Linked DNA regions of Homo sapiens: region 1 is linked to region 2. A link is a loop called in an ENCODE intact Hi-C map of the cell type or tissue named here. Cell type or tissue: gastrocnemius medialis. All regions are shown on one strand. Links, peaks and the distances in the headings refer to the core of each region. The heading gives the core; the rest is flanking DNA. Region 1 overlaps KLHL3 (kelch like family member 3). Region 2 has its middle 45 kb from the start of MYOT.

What was found. A loop is a pair of places that touch in the nucleus more often than their neighbours do. Peaks named below come from ENCODE experiments on the same cell type or tissue, not always from the same donor. Only the 100,000 strongest peaks of a DNase experiment are listed, where the experiment ranks them.
Region 1: a loop joins it to region 2, with 5 times the contacts of the local background. A loop is called at or near these places in 9 of 110 quality-filtered maps.

What each region holds. Positions count from the first base shown.
Region 1 is chr5:137,655,726-137,664,808 of GRCh38, forward strand. KLHL3 (kelch like family member 3) reads right to left here. Exons shown (of 15, transcript NM_017415.3): 7 at 6,190-6,306; 8 at 2,406-2,555. Among named protein-coding and RNA genes, the nearest start is that of MIR874, 13 kb to the left of the region's middle. In gastrocnemius medialis, for the core only: CTCF peaks have their summits at 4,785 (motif pointing right) and 4,988; a DNase peak (open chromatin) is centred at 4,796.
Region 2 is chr5:137,817,569-137,827,895 of GRCh38, forward strand. No RefSeq gene overlaps it. Among named protein-coding and RNA genes, the nearest start is that of MYOT, 45 kb to the right of the region's middle. In gastrocnemius medialis, for the core only: a CTCF peak has its summit at 4,779 (motif pointing left); no DNase peak of the experiment used is centred there; H3K27ac peaks cover 2,850 bases.

The DNA of each region.
Region 1 (9,083 bases), core at 1,084-9,083, 160 kb before region 2:
ACAATCCCAGCATTTTGGGAGGCCAAGGTGGGTGGACTGCTTGAGCTCAGGAGTTCGAGACCAGCCTAGGCAATAGGCAAAAACCTGTCTCTACAAAAAAATTAAAAGAAAAAAAATTAGCTGGGTGTGTTGGCACACACCTGCAGTCCCAGCTACTTGGGAGGCTGAGGTGGGAGGATCACTTGAGCTTGGAAGATGGAAGCTGAAGTGAGCTGAGATCACTCCACTGCACTCCGGCCTGGGTAGAAGAACAAGACTCTGCCTCAAGAAAAAAAAAAAAAAAAAGGAATAAAAAATATTAATTAAAAAATACAGTCTAATAGAAAAATGAGCCAGGGACATGAACAGAGAATTCTCCAAAATAGAAATACAAATGCCGATAATCATATGAAATCAAGATTAATCTCACTCCCAATGAAAGAAATACGAACTCAAACAATATGCCACCTTTTAAAGGATACTTGACACAGAAATGTTTACATTACAAAAAAAAAAGGAAATTACTGCAAAGCCCATCAGTAGAGGACTGTCCATAATATGCACATAATAGTGCATAAATACAATTAAACACCATGTACCATTACAATTTAAATGCTGATTTCACCTATACTGATAATATTAAAAGCAGTCTGTACCACATGGCTGCATGGGGGGAAAAATAGTTCAATCTGTATAGCAATACACTGTACATTTGTATCTATCTGTGAAAAAGTGCAGAGAGACATGTCTGAAAGAAAATTTTCCAAATAATAGCAGATTTTTTATCCTAGGAGACATTTCAAGTGACTTTTATTTAATTTCAAAATTGTAGTATCCTTTTAATAATCCACAATAAGCACATATGTCTATAATTAAAGAAAGCTAAGTTATTTTCACTTTGAAAAATATGAAGAAGTTTCAATGCAATATTTCAACCAAACAAAACAAAAGGCATCAACCTGCAGTAAGACCAATGTCCAGCCAGACCAAGGCCTTGCCTTGCGGCTGTGCCTTCTTCTAACCTGCACTAGGCAACGTGAGGCCAACAGGCAAGTATGCACTCTCAGGTTTACAAAGGTGAAGCCAGGTGCAGGATGGTATGAGTTCAGAGAACAGGTTTGGAGAGTGATAAAGACTCAGTTCAAATGCTGGTTCTACCACATTAGCTGTGTTGACCTTGGGCAAGTAAATTAACTTCTCTGAAACTCAGTTTCCTCCTTTATAAAACTAGGATAACTATCTCTACCTTGTAGTGTTGTTGAAAAGATTAAGTAAGATATTCAAGTGATAACCTCAGCACTCAATAAAGGTTAGCTGCTTGTATTATTATCTGGGACACTGAGACATTTGTTCACATTGCAACCAATATATTCCCCATGATCCAAGGTCAAGGAGCAGAGGGGAAAGAAGGTCCTGCAAACCTCAGAGAATTCCAACACCTGGTCTTGGAAAACAACATGCCTCTAGCCACTGTGAAACCTTCCTGGAAGAAGCAGGCAGGGAGGATGGCAGCCAGCTGGAAAGAGGAGGAGGAGGACAAAGCAAGGGCCTAAATAATTTCCTGGTGCTGCCTACTGTGTCATCAATGAGACAACACGACCCACTCCTCTCCTCCCACCTTTCCTCCTGGGTTGACTGATTCCTTCCCCCAGACATCAGCATGTTAGACTCCTAAAACGACTACTTTGGTGCCACACCAGACAGGACTTTAGGGATCGAGTGGAGCATCCCTCATTCTATAGATAAGGAGCCTGAGGGTCAGAGAGGAAAGAAGACTCGCAGGGAACCAAAGCAGCCAGCACACACCATAAACTCTAGGTCTCTAGATCATGGGGTCCCCTCCTGTGTCTTCCTTCCCTTTCCCTGGCTGCTCCCTCACAAATTCTCATTTCTCCCATTTCCTTCCTCTGCTTCGTGACCTGTCAAACTCCTCAATTTGACAGGGTCCCTTTTCTTAGAACCCCTTTTCTTCTCTGGGGCAGCCCTAATTGTCCTTTATGTCCTTCCCTGAGTGGGGAAAAGAAACAGACTAGGACTATTCTGACTCAAAGAATGGCCTAGAAAGAGGACTACTATGGCCATCACTAAGTGAAACCAACATAGCCATTCCTCTGCTTCCAACAGAAATAGAGCACAAGCCATGGTGTGAAATGAGAAGTCAGGGTGGGGGTGAGAGGGAGCTCTGAGTTATTCTCAAACCTCCCTGATGACATTGGAGGTTACCTTGAAACTCTTAGGAAAGGAAGACCCCAGAAGAGAGAGGTACCAGCAGATTCAAGAGGAACCAGCAGACTCCATCTCCTAGGTTGTAAATGCAACCAAGATGCAGGGCAGCCATGGGTGAGGAAAGACTTGGAGGCAGGAGTGGAAGGCCACTTTCCCAGGGCACAGTCCTGACTCTTGGTGGTGATTGGGCTGGGGCTTACCTTGGGAAGGCTGACTGGAGTCCTGGGCTTGGTCCTTGGGTTCTTAATCAATAGTCTCTGATCCAGAGGGAGGAGATGGTATTTCATGGCCTCAATGAGGAAGTCTTTACAGGTGTTGTTATTCTTTATCAAAGCTTCTTCTTCAACCGTCTAGAGGTAATAATCCACAGATGATCCTGGAGCACAGCTCAGCCACATTTCCCAAGCTTTCACCCTGGGCTCAGTCATTCCTGCACTCCCACACTCATTCATTCCTTCACCACATCATCTCAGACCCAAAGAGTTACAACTTACTGCTCACCTCCTGCATTTTAAGAGCACAGTGGGATAAGGGATCAAGCTCTGGCATTAGACCAGATCCACTACTTAACGTCTCTGATCCTCAGTTTCCTCATCTGTAAAATGGGCATATTAAAGGTATCTACAACCTCACTAGTTTTGTTTGTTTTGAGGCTTAAATGAGTTTATGCAAAACAAAAGACAAGTAGCCATCCTGAAAGCCTCTAACCACATTTCTCCTGATTTGAATGCATTATAATGCTTAGGGCAAACAGACATCTGAGAGGAGGAGTGAGGGGAAAGAGGAAAGGGTGTGGGAGCCATCAGCCAACCTTTGGAGGCATTGAGTAAAATAAGCTTGTCAAGGAGAAAGATTCATATTCGTTGTCTTATAGTGAAGGTCTCAGGGCAGAAAATCGGCCAGTGAGGCTCCTTCTAACAGAGTAACAACATCAGAGCAGAAAAATTACCCTGCACAAAGTCCCACCTATTGACCTCACCTAGGACTCCATCTAAGCTGGGGCTCTGGCTTCTTTATCTCTTATTCCAGAGCTTAGGACCTAAGCAGGTGCTCAGCACATGTAAGCCTAAAGGTTTCATGAGCAAGACCAAGCATGAAGCCATTCTGGTGCTCTAACTCTCCAATCCCCACCTTTTGGCCCAGGTCAGATCACTGTGTGGCATATCTGGAATGGGTAATGTGGTCTTCTGGGGCTGCTTTGTGTTAGGAAAGATCAATTCCATTCAACAGCTAACACTGATTGAATGTCTCCTGGTTGGGCAGCCCTGTGCTGGTCCCCAGGAAGAAAATGATGAACAAGACAAAATTTCTGACCCTGAAGAATTCAAGTCCAGTCAGAGAATGAGAAGGGCCTCCCACCTCAATTATCTCAGCCCTCAAGTCAGTGATGCACAAGGCATGACTGAGCCTCTCCTGGGTCCCCATCTGTCACTAGGAATGAAAGCATGGCCAGGGCCATCATCTGCTGGGCAGCATTGGAGCTGGCAGGGAAAAAAGGATTGGCAAGAGAAGGCCTCTGTGTACCTCTGACCACCTCCCTCCCCAGAGACAGTCCCCAAGAACTGTTTTCCTTGGAAGGTTTTTTTTTCCCCTCCCAGTAAGGAACTGAGCCAGCTTGAGACAAATCATAAACTTCTAGGGTCAATTACAAAATAAAAAGGGTGGGAGAGGATGCCTGAAAAAGCTTGGAAGGAAGGAGAAATGCATGAGCAGCTATTTCTCCAGAAGAACTTACTCAGCTTGAATTAAAAGTTCTCCTGGAAAGTTAGTGCTTCATGGGTACAAGAGTTTCAACTTTGGGGGTGATGACAAAGTTTTGGAAATCTTTATAGTAATGGTTGTACTGAATTTGAATGTAATGAATGCCTCTAAATTGTACACTTAAAATGGTTAAAATAACAAAGTTTATGTAATAAACATTTTATCACAACATATTATACATTTAGTACAATATTTTTAAATGCTGAGTAAAAGCCTAATAAATGCTACCTTTTGTGAAAGAAAAAAAAACCTCCCCCAGAAGTCAGGCAGTGTTGGTGGAGGTCTGCCCAGGGCTTTCCCTTCCTTCTCCTCCTCCTCCTCCACCACCATCAGCCATCCCAGCAATTATACTCATTTGAAGTTTCAAAGTCAAATGAATGTAATGAAACATCCTATTCCAGAGGTGTTCACTCTGAGAGGCCTGATAAAAGGCCTTTCTGCAAAAAGGGCAAAGGGAGGAGTCCCACACAACAGTTCTCATGCCCATTGCCTCTGACCCCCTTCTTTTCCAGATCTAAATTCTGCTTTGGCATAATAACCCAGGAGCCATTTCCTAATGGTGACGTTTGTTAAGCTTCAGTTGTGGATGCCTGATGAAGTTTGTGACCAACGGTCTCTAAGGCCACTTTAGCTTTCTCTGGAACCCAGGTCCCCAGGTTGCCAACCCTCCCTGTGGAAGCGAGACTATACTGGAGTCCAGGTGCCTCCTCCACCTCCAGCCAGCTTCCCACAGGACAGTGGGAGGTTTGACTGACACTGGATGCTCAGGCAAGTTCACTTCCTCCGCTTAGGGGACCTTTTCTACAGGAAAGATATGCTGCCACCAGGTGGCAGTGGTATCACCCAAAGTAGCATGCATGCCCCATTTAAGAGCTTGCAAGCATATCCCTCAGCACCTGAGAAGGCTGAAGTACGGCGATTCAGGGAACATTTCACTGACCCCTCATATCTGCAATCTACAAGTGTTACCAGCAGACGAGTTTACAAGTGCTCGTGAGGATACTGTGTCACCTGCTACTAAGAATCACAGCAGTGGTCACAAAGACTACAGAGTAAGATCAGTAACATTCACTGAACACTGTATTATAGGCCTACATGGATTATCTCATTTTATTGTTTATCCCCAAACAATCCTATAAAGGCAAGTGCCATTTTTTCCCGGTAAGAAAACTGAGGTTTAAAAAGGTTAAGCATGTACCCAGTATTATATGGCTGGAAAGTAACAAGAGCTGGGCTGCTGGGCTGCTAGGCTGCTAAACCTCCTCTTTATCCTTGCATCATATCTTCCCTTCCTTCCAGAGACTCCTTGGAGACAGCTGAGGGCTAACCTGCTGTCTCGATGTTTTGTTTTGTTCATATATTTTAAGGTTTATTCTCTGCTTATAAAAGTGTCTAATGCCATTTACTGTATAAAATAAGTCACGTAATGGGTATGCAGAAAAGAGCGTATCAATGGTGGCAGCTAGCTTAGCGGAAGAACTATGCACTGCAGAGCCAGAATGACATGGATTTGAATCCTGAGCCTCTCTAAGGCTAGTGACCCCGATAAATCCCAACCTCCATAAGCCTCAAGGCCTACATGTGTAAAAAAAGGAGTTACAATCTTTGCCCCTCTGGGTTATTATAAGGATTAAACGAGAAAACATATGGCACCATAAGGAAACCCCATAATTCTTAATTTTTCTTTCCTTTTCAGAGGAAGTGGAAGTACTCTGTATTCTAGGCACCGTTTTTACAGTCTTGAATTTGGCTTCAAGTTGCCTAAAACTAAGACATAAAGGGAACATAGAAACATTGTGGACATGACCCTTCTTGCTTCAGTCCTCTTCAACAAAGACAGCTAACTTTCATGGAACATTTGTTACCCCAGGCTCCACACGAAGCAGCTGACTTGCATACTCTACTCCTTTAGTCCTCACAACAACCCTGCTGGGCTCTACTATAATATCTGTTCTATGGAAGAAAAACTGAGGCTTGAAGAGGTTAAATAAAAATCCAAAACTAATAAGCAGCAGAGCAGAGACTGAAACCTAAGTGTCCTATTTTCAAGCCTATGCTCTTAAACTTTACAACACCTAACACTTAACCCAGTGGGCTGGTTCCCTCAGCACATACAGAAGACCCACTAAACCCTCAACTACTCCATCCAACCAGGATTGCCCATTGCTATTCCTACAGGTCTGGGTGAACACAGAAGTGCTTGGCTCTTCATACAACACTCACTTGGACTAGGTAGTCCCTAGGTAAGAGAGGAAGTCGGACATGTTCCATCAGCTTTGCCATGTGCTCTAAACGGGTTTCTTTCTCATAATTGATCCATGAGATCACAGCTTCAAACACCTATAAAGAAAAGCAACATGGGCAACTTCAGTAAAGAGACAAAAGCTTTCAAACAACCCTCAATCTGTAAAAAAAAAAAAAAAAGAGAGAGAGAAAAAGTTATGAGTCATCCACAAAGGTGTTTAATTAATCTGAGACTCATATTTAAAATAAAAACAGAAAGGGTTTGTTTACTTGCTGGCCTCAGAGAGTGATCACACACACACTCTACACACACACACACACACACACACACACACACACACACACACACAAGGACAAACCTGCTATCCCAAATGTAGAATCATCATGGTTCATTCTAAAATAAAAACCAGTTCCAATAGTTTTTTAAGGGTAAAAATACAGAGCAGTAACTGTGAACCAAATTTATAGAGGCTGCTCAGGAAGATCAGACCCTGGGGGCAATGTCGTCATCTCCCCATGCCCCCGTTTCCTCACTTATGTCCCGTGTAAAGTTAATGTAGAATAAAAACAGTAAGAATGCCCTCTGCCCAAAGCTGGCTGTGATGGTCAATGTGACACTGAATGACAAGGAATGGCAAACATTTCTCCTTGAGGAGAGATTTCATTTCTATGCAAATCAAAACTGGAGGGCTTAGAACCAAAAAGGCAGACCTATACTTTGGATGTTCACTCTACTCAAGGATAAGTCCAAATTCAAACCCTGTGCCACCACATACACATAGGCAGATAAAATTCAACGTTGGAGGGGCAATGGGGAAACCAGCAGTGTCTGTAAAAATTTCATTAATAATGATTTTTAAGAGGGGAGGGAAGTATTGGCAATATCGATCAAAATTTTAAATGTGCATTCTCGTTGACTTTAAAAATACCACTTCTAGAGCTCTAGCTTATACTCACATCAGTGTAAGAGAACAGAATATGTGCTCCAATATCTTTGCTGCAGCATGGTTGTAAAGGGATAAAAAAATGAAACAACCTAAAGTCCACTAATAGAGAAATTATTAAAGGAGTATCCATACCATTAGATACAGTTATCCCTCAGTATCCTTGAGCACTCGTTCTTTTTTTTTTTTTTTTTTTTTTTTTGGTTCTTACTCTGTCGCATAGGCTGGAGTGCAGTGGCACGATCTTGGCTCACTGCAACCTCCACCTCCCGGGTTAAGTGATTCTCCCGTCTCAGCCTCCCTAGTAGCTGGGATTACAGGTGTACACCACTACACCCGGCTAATTTTTGTATTTTTAGTAGAGACGGGGTTTCACCATATTGGCCAGGCTGGTCTCAAACTCCTGACCTCAAGTGATCCGCCTGCCTTAGCCTCCCAAAGTGCTGGGATTACAAGCGTGAGCCACCAGCCCCAGCCCCAGGGCACTGGTTCTATGACCACCCACAGATACCAACATCTGCCAATGCTCAAGTCCCTTATATAAAATGGCATAGTATTTGCACATAACCTCCGCACATCCTCCCATATACTTTAAATCATCCTCCCATATACTTTAAATACTTTAAATATATATATTTAAAGTATGTTAATAATAAATATACTTTAAATAATTATATAAGATTGCTTATAATACCTAATATAATACCCATACATCACTTCATGCAAGTGGATATGATGTAGTACTTGGTGTTGCAGCAAATTCAAATTTTGCTTTTCGCAACTTTATGGAATTTTTTTCTTCTGAATATTTCCTTAGTTGAATCCCTGGATATGGAACTCACGGATACAGAGTGCCAACTCTATTTTCGCTATTAAAAAGAATAAAGCAAACATCTTATACGTGATTAAAGAAGACATGTCAAAAAGAGCCAGCTGGATGGGGCTTTCAATGCCAATATTTGGGACAATTTAAATATCAGTGAGAATAATGAAGAAATCACATCAGTGCTGCCTCTTTGAGGGGAAGGAGGGTCAGGGAATGGCTGAAAAAGGTTCAAAGGAAACCTTTTGTGGTTTAGGGTGGGCATTACATGGGCATATACATGTGTCAAAACTAACCAAATTGTGTATTTAATATCCATATACCTCAATATAAAATATTCTTAATTTTTTTTTAAAAATTATAATATGGCCAGGTATGGTGGCTCACACCTATAATCCCAACATTTTGGGAGGCCAAGGCAGGCAGATTGCTTGAGCCCAGGAGTTCAAGACCAGCCTGGGCAACATGGCAAAACCCTATCTCTACAAGATACAAAAATCAGCCAGGCATGGTGGTGCATGCCTATAGTCCCAGCTACTAGTGAGGTTGAGGTGGGAGAACTGCTTGAGCCTGGGAGGTCGAGCCTACAGTGTGCCATGAGTGTACCACTGTACTCCAATCTGGGAGACGAAGTGAGACCCTGTCTCAAAAAAAAAAATTAAAAAAAATAATTCATGCGCCCATATGGATACTAAAAAAGTGTAAGAAGGTCTCTTATATCCAAAAAAAAATGCCTGTAAAAGGAATGACGGAATTAGAAAAACACCATTTCTGCAATACCACCAATGTAATAACTGATTGAACAAAGATCACCAATGGATGCTAAAATCGAAAGTTGTTAAAGGCCAGGTGCAGTGGCTTACACTGGTAATCCCAGCCCTTTGGGAGGCCAAGGTGGGAGCCCAGGAGTTTGAGACCAGCCTGAGAAACTTAGCAAGACCCCATCTCTACTACAAAAAAAAAAAATCAGTCAGGCATGGTGGCACGTGTCTGTAGTCCCAGCTGCTTGAGAGGCTGAGGCAGGAGGATCACTTGGTCCCAGGAGGTGGAAGCTGCAGTGAGCTGTAACCATGCCACTGCACTCCAGCCCGGGCAACACAGCAAGA
Region 2 (10,327 bases), core at 1,042-9,041:
ATATTCTACTAAGAACATATAATGCTTATATAATTTTTCTTAATGAAGGAGAAAAAGACAAAAACTTTTTTAAAAAACCTGAGAATCCAAAGTGCCTGTCTATGAGGCAGTTGTGCTGCAAGGAGTCAAGAGATGTGGAGTCTAGCTTCTGCTTTGGGCAAATTACCTATCCTTCCTAAGCCCCTGCTTCATTCAATCAATAAATATTTAATAAATGTCTACTATGTGCTTAAATACTATAGTGAGCAAGACTGATATAATCCCTGCCCTCATGGAGTTTACAGTCTAACAGAGATAATACTTTAAAAGAACTGTGATAAGGCCAGCCGTGGTGGTTCATGCCTGTAATCCCAGCAGTTTGGGAGGCTGAGGCAGGCGGATCACCTGAGGTCAGGAGTTCAAGACCAGCCTGGCCAACATGGTAAAACCCCATCTCTACTAAAAATACAAAAAAAAAAAAAATTAGCTGGGCGTGGCAGTGGCCACCTGTAATCCCAGCTACTCTGGAGGCTGAGGCAGGAGAATCACTTGAACCCAGAAGGCAGAGGTTGTGGTAAGCTGAGATCACACCATTGCACTCCAGCCTGGGTAACGAGTGAAACTCCGTCTCAAAAAAAAAAAAAAGAACTGTGACAAGTGCTGTAACAGAGAAAATATAACATGATGAAGGAGGAATTAACCTACTCAGGGGACAATGGAGACAGGAAGTAGATAAGAAAAACTTCTTGGAAGAAATAATTTTTAAACTGAGATCCAAAGGATTAGGACTTAGCCAGGCAGAAATTAGGCTAGTTTTCTCTTAGTTGCTTTGTAATTCTGTGATTCTATGTTCCAATCTTTGTTATGTTACTGAATCAGAATCCAAAGGAACATCACTTATCAGGCCCCTCCATTCATTAACTTAATCCTAAAAACACTCTTGTAAGTAAGTAATGCTATTCCAATTTACAAATTTTAAAACTGTTAATTAAGCAAGTTGCCTGAGGTCACACAGTGGTAAATTCTGATCTGTCTGGCTTCAGATTCCATCCTCTTTCATTCATTGTTCAACTATCATTTACTGAGTACCCGCCAAGTTATCTGCCTGACACTGGGGATAAAGAGAACAGTAAGATTGGATCCCTGCTCTTGACGAATGCACTTTCTGAGGGGGCAGTGTCAGTAATCCAGACAATTACAACATGGTTAGGTATTTAGAAAGAGGCAGAGTAGGACTATGGCTTTTCATCAGAATCTAATTCCCTAGCTTCTCCAAGAAACCAAGGAGCTAGGTACATGATCACTGAGAAAGACTACCCAGATTGGTAAATTTGCAAAGCTATAGCTGAAGTCCAGCATCCCTGACTGGCCTTGACCAACAGTTCTGTCTGCTATCTACCATACAATTAAGCCAGTCTCTTTAGGTGAGGATCTTCCAGAGGAATGGGTATCCAGATGGCATGCATTCATCTTATTATACAGAATAAACAGGCTTTCAGCCTTCCCAAACTGATGAGGAACTTCAACATTCACCTCATGGACTCTTAGAAAGACATATATAAGCTAATCATGCCTGCCATAACCTTGGAACATTTCATGGACATTTTCAGATAAAGCCCCTCCTCACCCATATGGCTTCAAAAAATGCCCTCTGTCTCTGATTAAAGGGACTTGAGAGAAGTATGAAACCAGGATTTCCGAGTTGTTCCTGGAAGAGCTTCAGCCAGGAGCTTTCAGTAGCAGATGTTAAATCTGATTTTAGAGCCTAACGAAAATGCTGGGCTTCTAGCTTCGTGGAATGAGTCTGAGGTATAGTTTCTAAGTCAATAACTCAGTGGAAACTTGACCTATGGTATTATGTGAAGGTTCCTCAATTCTTCTATAAGCAACTAGTGGGAAACAGCTCATATGCTTAAGCATCCTTCTGAGAGGCCACGAGGAGCATCCACTTACTCATACATTTAGAGCTATAACAAAACTGCCTCCGGTGTTGGAGGGATGGGGACTATCAATGTCTCTGGAAGCCGGGAGTCCAGGGACTCTCATCCCAACTCTTCCATGGTCTCACTGTGCTGCCCTAAGCATGCCACTTAAACCCTCTGTGTCTCAGCTCTGCCACACTGTCCCTCCAGTCCTTGGGTCCCCTCAGTGCATGTATACAAAGTCTATTCCTGTTGCCCAGCCTTTCTCTAATTCTACATATACCACTCTGCTTCCTGGCTACAAACTTGTTGCTAACAAAACTGTGAGCATCTCACCAGAAGATTCAGGACTTTATATCTTTTGACTCTTTCTAAGTGTCCACCAAGGGGCCAAATCTACTTGCTGAGTAAAGAAAAGATTCCCTGAGACTTCCTATTGGTGAGAGAAGATTCAACCTTTAAAAATTACTCAAATTTCCCAACTCCTAATACATAAAAGGACTGAGAATCCCTTTGTCCTATTCACCTTGCTGGAATGAGGAAATAAAAGATTAATATACAAGAAAGAAAAAGAAAGTATCTATTACTTATCTTCTCATGACTTCACATACATACAGTATGTTTTCTTACAAAGTTCTAAACAGCATCACCGTTTACAATTACTAAGACCTCCATAAAAATTCATCAAGTAGATATACCATGTTTTACTAACCATTCCTTGGTCAGATGTTTAGAGTGCCTTAAAACTTTTCCAAATTATAATATAAATAACACTGTGATGAACATCTTTATCCATAAAACTGTGACTGTATTTTGGATTATTTCCTGAGGTTAGATATCCAAAAGTGGATCTGCCAGATCATTGGTAATGAACATTTTTATTATGCCTCATATGTATTATAAATTTTATGATTAATTCTTAAATATATTTCAGCCACAAGACATAATTCTATTGCTAAAATATGGGATCGTCTTAGTCCAAACGTTTTGTTAAGTAGGCAGGATAGTATAAAAGAAAACAGCCTCTAGAATCACACTGTCTGGGTTCAAATCCCAGTTCTATCATTTGGTAGATGAATGGACTTAAACAAGTTACTAAATTCTCCTAAGACAATATACATAAAGCACAGGGTCTGGCATATAGAAAGGGGTCAATAAATGTTAACCATTATTATTGCCTTTAGATTACAAAAAAAAAAGATAGATCCGTATTTTAAAAAGCCAAGAATATCTTCAAATAATGGAGTAAGAATAAACATAAAACAAAAGACAAAATAATACTCCCGTACTTACATCATAAGCAGGCTCGTTTATGGTAAATACTATTTACATCACTGTGGTTATTAGTTACATATAAATACCACTTTATTGAGTGTCTGCTGTCTTTAAAACCTTTACATACACTGTCTCATTTAATCCTCATAACAACCCTCTATGGTGATGATAATAATACCAAAAACAACAGCAAATGTTTACCAAGTGCTTATTATATGTCATGCATAGTTCTAGGAAACAACCTATTAATCATTATAAAATCCTATGAAGTAGGACTTTCCATTTAATTATTACCTTCATTATACAGACATAATTGAGTTACACAGAGGCTAAATAGCTTGTCAAAGGTTACATAGCTAACAAGGTAGGTCTTATTACTCCCATTTTATAAGAAAACTGGAACCTATGAAAATTGCCTGTAAAAGCAAGTAACTGGGGCAGGCTTTGAACCAGCATCTGTTGGACTCTCAAGTCCATATGCTTTTATTTCTGTTACTCTGCCACCTTATGTGGATTATCAATAGCAAATGGTTAAGGTTGGCTTCCCTCATTCTCACCTTCCTTTGCCATAAGCCAGAGTGTACTGAGAATAGTCTCGTTTGAACATTTGCCTCTGAGGAGAATATAAACAGGAAGGCAAGTCTGATGCAAAACTCCATATTCTGAAATGCATCCCTTAAAACAATGCACCAAGGATCCTCTCTCCCGAGGTGTCTGTCGCACTCCATCTAGCATACATATCTGAGAGTTTCTAAGGCTTGCCTTTCAGATACTTGGTGGTTCCTAATAAGGTGCCCTAATCAGTTTCTTAATCAAGGCAACACTTCAAAAGATTTTCAAATGAATGCTACAGACAGGTTTCCTATTTCCCTCTGTCTCAGAAGGCCCTCAAAATCCCCTCCACTGAAAGAAACAAAGCCGCTTCAAGCCTCCCAAAACATCTTGAAAATACTCACATTTTCAAAAGGACTGCACTCATAGGAAGAAACCTAAACTGAAGTCTTATTTCTCGAATGAACTAATTATTTAATATTGGACAAATTATCTCCCTTCTTTGTGCCTCTTCAAAAGTGGAGAAAGTGTCCTGAGATTCTAGTTTAAAAATGGGGCTCCTGGTAGGGCGCGGTGGCTCACGCCTGTAATCCCAGCACTTGGGGAGGCCGAGGCAGGCAGATCACAAGGTCAGGAGATCGAGACCATCCTGGCTAACATGGTGAAACCCCATCTCTACTAAAAATACAAAAAATTAGCCGGGTGTGGTGGCGGGCGCCTGTAGTCCCAGCTACTCGGGAGGCTGAGGCAGGAGAATGGCGTGAACCCGGGAGGCGGAGTTTACAGTGAGCCGAGATCGCGCCACTGGACTCCAGCCTGGGCGACAGAGTGAGACTCCGTCTCAAAAAAAAAAAGTGGGGGGGGGGGTCCTTTGAGGAATTATTTAATATTAACCAGGGGGATTTGGTGGAGTGAGAAATGTAGACAATGGTAAAGAAATAAATCCTCTTCACCTTTGTAGGATAGAGCAAAGCAGCATCCAAAGGCCTTTCCTATCTTCTCCTGGCTTTATCCTCCACTAAAGACGAGGGAAGATAGGATCCTGCTGCCACCTCGTGGCACTTTAGGCAGCACAAAAAGAAGGGCTTACTCAATAGGGTCATACAACCCAAATGCCCCTCAGGAAACCACATCCTCCTCCTCCTCCCTTACAATTAACTGCACAGAGCTTGACCATTCACAAAACACTTTCAACCCTATTATCTCATTTCACTCTTCCAACAACTATAGGATGGGGAAGGGGAAGGCGGGGGCGGGGGGCGGAGGGAGCAGAGGGGGCAGGGTGTCAGGACTGGCTGGAGGCATAACTCCAACTCTGTTGAAAAAGCCAAAGCTCAGAGAGACTATGTGACTTGCCTAAGGTCAAACAGTGAGTAGCTGACCGTACCTGAACCCACATCCCTTGATTCTAAATCAGGTGATTCATTATCTGCTGTATAGGGAAAAGGGTAAAACTGAGGTTTAGGTATGCTCCAGGTCTAGGAATTTGAGGGAAGGAGGCTTAAGAAGAGAAAAGGCTCAATTTCTTCTGCAGACACAACTGACTGGCCACAGGCCACAACCAGGCTGCTTGGAAAAAGGTCTACGCAGTCAACCTATCCACAGAAAAAGGTATGCAGATAGCCTGGGTTCCCGTCTTCCTTCTTGGTTTGCACATTCTCAGTTAACATCTCTAGGTATCTCCAGCTGCTCTCCCTCCCTCTACTTTCCAGCCCCAGCCTACCCATAGGACACAAGACTGATTTATGGCTAAGTGCTAAACACCAAACGGATCCCAGGCAAGGGAGCCACAACATCTAGAAATCAGCAAAAACTGCAGGGAGAGCTGCTATGTCCCTGGGTTAGAGCTCATAATATTTGTGGCTCAGCCCAGATTTTCCTGTAAGTTTTGGCAGAAAGCTCAGTTGGCTTGTCCCATATTGATGTCATGCACACTGAAACCCAGGAGGCAATGCTGGAGTTATGACTTACCAACTAGCATATAGGGATGGCCTAAGAATCTGAGAGTTTCCAATTTCTCCAAGGCAACCACAACTTCTTAAAGAATTGCAGCTGGGCACAGTGGCTCACACCTGTAATCCTAGCACTTTGGGAGGCCGAGGTGGAAGGATTGCTTGAGTCAAGAGTTCAAGACCAGCCTGGGCCACAGAGTGAGATTCCGTTTCTACAAAATAGAGAAAATTAGCCAGGTGTGGTGGCATACATCTGTAGTTCCAGCTACAGGGGAGGCTGAGAGTGGGGAGGATCACTTGAGCCCAGTAGGTCAAGGATGCAGTGAGCTGTGATCTCACCATTGCACTCGGCCTGGGCAACAGTGAGACCCTGTCTCAAAAATAAATAAATAAAAGAAATGCAAAGCCCAGGTGCCTAAACTTTCTACAACCACAGGTCTCCTTCCCTCTCTCCCTCCCTCCCTCCTTCCTTCCTTCCTTGTGAGTAGAGCATTCACTAAATGAGTGGAGTATTGTACGGGATAAAGATGACGAATAAGAAATAATTCCTTTGCGGAATCAGGATCTTGAAGAGATACCTGCATTCCTGTGTTCACTGCAGCATTATTCACAAGGACCAAGATACGGAAACGACTTACATGTCCATTGACAGATGAATGCATAAAGAAAATGTGGTATACATGTACAATGGAATATTATTCAGCCTTTAAAAAGAATAAAATCCTGCCATTTGTGACAATATGAATGAACCTGGAGAACATTATGCTAAGTGAAATAGGCCAAACATAGAAAGATAAATACTCTATGATGTCACTTATATGTGGAATCTAATATAGTTAAATTCATAGAATTCACCATGGGCTGAAGGAAGGAGGATATGAAAAGATGTTGGTCAAAAGGCAGAAACTTTCAGTTATGCAAGATGAATAAGTTCTGGAGAGTTAATGTATGGCATGGTGACTATCAGTAACAATGTTACACTATATACTTAAAATTTGTTGTTGATCCTAAGTATTCTCACACAAAAGGTATTCTCACACACACACAAAAGGTAACTATGATGGATATGTTAATTACCTTGATTGTGGTGATTATTTCACAATATGTATATCAAATCAAGTTGTATAATTTAAATATATATAAATTTTATTTTTTTTTCTTTTATTATCTTTTTTAAGAGACATAGTCTCACTCTGTTCACCCAGGCTGGAGTGCAGTGGCACAATAATAGCTCACTGCAGCCTCGAACTCCTGGGCTCAAGTGATCCTCCCACCTCTACCTCCTGAGTGGGTGGAACTACAGGCACACGTCACCATGCCTGGTTTATACAATTTTTCAAAAAAGAAATAATTCCTTTGATTAAAACTGTGTTGCCTAATGGTAAATGGGGAAATGGGAAAAAAACAAAAGTTATAAATGGATGTGAGATATAAACATTAAGTGCTTGGGGGTTAAGAGGGAAAAATAAGATTCCTTCTGGCTTGGGAGTTAGGGGACCAAAATGGATTTTAAAAAAGCTATTTCATGGATGTATAACATATAAAACCCTTCAGAAGTCTGGCCTTTACAAACCTTCCCTGCCTTCTCTCCTACTACTACCTTGCCCTCACCCTACCATATTCTGAACACAAGTTTTCTTTAGTAAGTTAAGGATTAAGAATATATGTTTTGCAATCAGATAGATCTTGGTTCCAATCCTACTTCTGCCATATTAGACAACCTTGAGTAACTTTCAGAACGTCCCCTCAAGCCTCAGTTTCCAGATCTGTAAAGTACATATTATAAAAACAGCTATTTAAAAAGGTGTTTGTGAGAGTCAAGTGAGAGAATGTATGCAAAGCTTTGTGCATGAACCACAGGAAAGACTTAGCAAATAGCAATTGACATTTTTCATTATCTCTGTGTCTCTGATGATGTTTTCTTTGCCCAATATTCTCTTTACATTCTCAGACTGTTCCACTCCTGTTTCTCCAACAGGCACCTTACAAAAGTCTTTCTTCTTGAGTGCTCTAGGACCTGCTAACTGTTCCCCCACTGAGTGCTCAGAACCTTTGTTCACACCTCCTTTACTGTATTTATATGATAACAACTTGTATTTGTTTGTAAGTCTGTCTTTCAGGAATGTGAGGCTCCAGAGAGCAAGAGCTAGGTCTTATTCATCTAGCACAGTATGTGACTCACGGTACCACTAGAGAAGTGATTGTTGAATAAATAAGATTGTATTTGAGCTAGGCCTTAAATAAATAGGAATTACAGCAAATCTCTGGATGGCCTTTTAAATATGAATGTTAACCTGTTAGTGTTATACATTAACCCATCAGAAATCTCTAGAATTAATTATCAAGGATTAGCCTTTAAGATGAGCTGACAGGCAGGACCAAAGTGAGTCAAAATTTCATTAGGGAAAGCTGGAGGTGGATGCATGGATGAATGAAAGGACCCTGGAGCCCAGGCAAGCAGCTCAGGAAACAGGTACAGGGCTTCCTTAGGTTAGCCAGGAGCACTTGGTGGTATGATGGTGAGGGAAGGGAATCACTTTAAGAGTAAATAAGAGATTCAAGGATAGACAAAAAAGTAAAATAAAAAGACCAGTATCACAAATTTTCCAGATGGTCCTAAGGGGAAAGCAACACACATGTAACACAGAAGGTCACTATGTAGTCTAAAAGGGTTAGTTTATTGATTATAGCTTTCTGCCTGCTCATCATGAAACTGTTCTCTTTATCTACAGAGAAGCAATCCTGCCTTTCATTACAACAGAAAAAGAGGTCTCCAGGTCCTGCTAGGGCACCTGAAAATTTCTCAGCCATTATTTCTTCAAATACTTTTCTGGTATCCCTGCCCTTCTCCAACTGGAGTTACATGTATATTAGATTATCTGATATTGTTCCACAGCTCACTGATGCCCTGTTCATTTTTTTCATCTTTTTTCTCTGTGCTTTGAGTACTTCCTATTATTATGCCTTCAAATGTACTAATTTTTTATTCTACTGTGTCTAGTCTGCTGTTAATCCCATCCAATGTACTTCTCATTTCAAATATTGTATTTTTCATCTCTAGAAATTTGACTTGGGTGTTTTTCTTATATCTTGCATTTCTCTCCTTGTTATGCTTGTGTTTTCCTCTACTTCTTGAACATGTAAAGCATTTTTATCATAGCTTTTTAATATCCTTGTCTCCTAATTTTATATATGTGTCATTTCTGTTTCTATTAATTAAATTGTATCTATGTTATGGGTTATATTATCTCATTTCTTTGCACATCCAGTAATTTTTCACTGGATGCCAGACATTACTTCTCTTTCTTCAAGAATCACAGTCCTATTATGCCTATTGTCCAATGTCTGAAAACCATTGTTTCATATATCTTGTTGGGTTTTTTAGTTAAGTTGAAAGGGTAAATTCTATTCCTGATATTCCATCATGGCAGTAAATGGAAGGCCTTGGAATCTCTAATAAATTACTGTACCTAGGCATTAAAAATCAGTGATTGCTAGGCCAGGAACGGTGGCTCATGCCTGTAATCCTAGCACTTTGGGAAGCCAAAGTGGGTGGATCACTTGAGGTCAGGAGTTCAAGACCAGCCTGGCCAACATGGTGAAACCCCATCTCTACTAAAAATACAAAAATCAGACAGGCATGGTGGCGCGCTCCTATAATCACAGCTACTTGGGAGGTTGAGGCAGGAGAATTGCTTAAACCTAGGAGGCGGAGGTTGCAGGTGAGCCAAGATCATGCCACTGCACTCCAGCAAAAAAGTGAGACCCTATTTCAAAAAATAATAATAATAATCAATGATTGCTACTATAAAATCACAAAAAGAAGAGATAACCAGACACTTTGTGCCTCCTGATAGAGAAACACAACCCAACATCACCTGTGAAGTTGTCTTTCAAAATAAAAAATCAAACCTGAATCTGATCAAGCCTCTAGATCCAACAATCAATTTATAGGAAATACAGAAGACAGAAGAGAAGAACATCTTAAACTACACCACAGGGATACAATCAACAAAATCAAAACTGCAGGAAACTCTACAGGACAAACAACTAGTTTTTTCAACAATCACAAGAATATAAAAATGCTGGAGGGAAAGCTATAGATTGAAAGAGACTAGAAGATACATCTATTGTAATGTGTGAACCTTATTTGGATCCTGATTCAAGCAAGCCAACTGCAAGAAAAAACTGTGACATTTAGGAGACAACTGGAAATCTGAACGCAGACTAGATCATTGATGGTATTTAGGAGTTATTACTAATTTTTAGGTGTGATTATGGTATTATATTTTTCACAAAAATCACCTCTTAGAGAAATATTTTGATTATATTATAGACAAAATATTTTGCTATTTGCTTCAAAATAATATGGTAGGGGGCAAGACAGTAGGGGTACAGATGAAATAAGATTGATCATGAATACATGATTGTAGGAACTAGGTGATATATATAGACATATAGATATACATATATTTGAAATTTTCTGTTATAAATAAGTTTTAAAAATTTAAAGAGTCATAAAATTGAGACATGGGTTCTAAAGCTGGCTCTAACATCATTTTCCTCCATGCCTATGGACTAATCACTTCTCTCTAGGCCTCAGTTTTCTCCATAAATTATGAAACATAAAACGCATTCCAATATTAA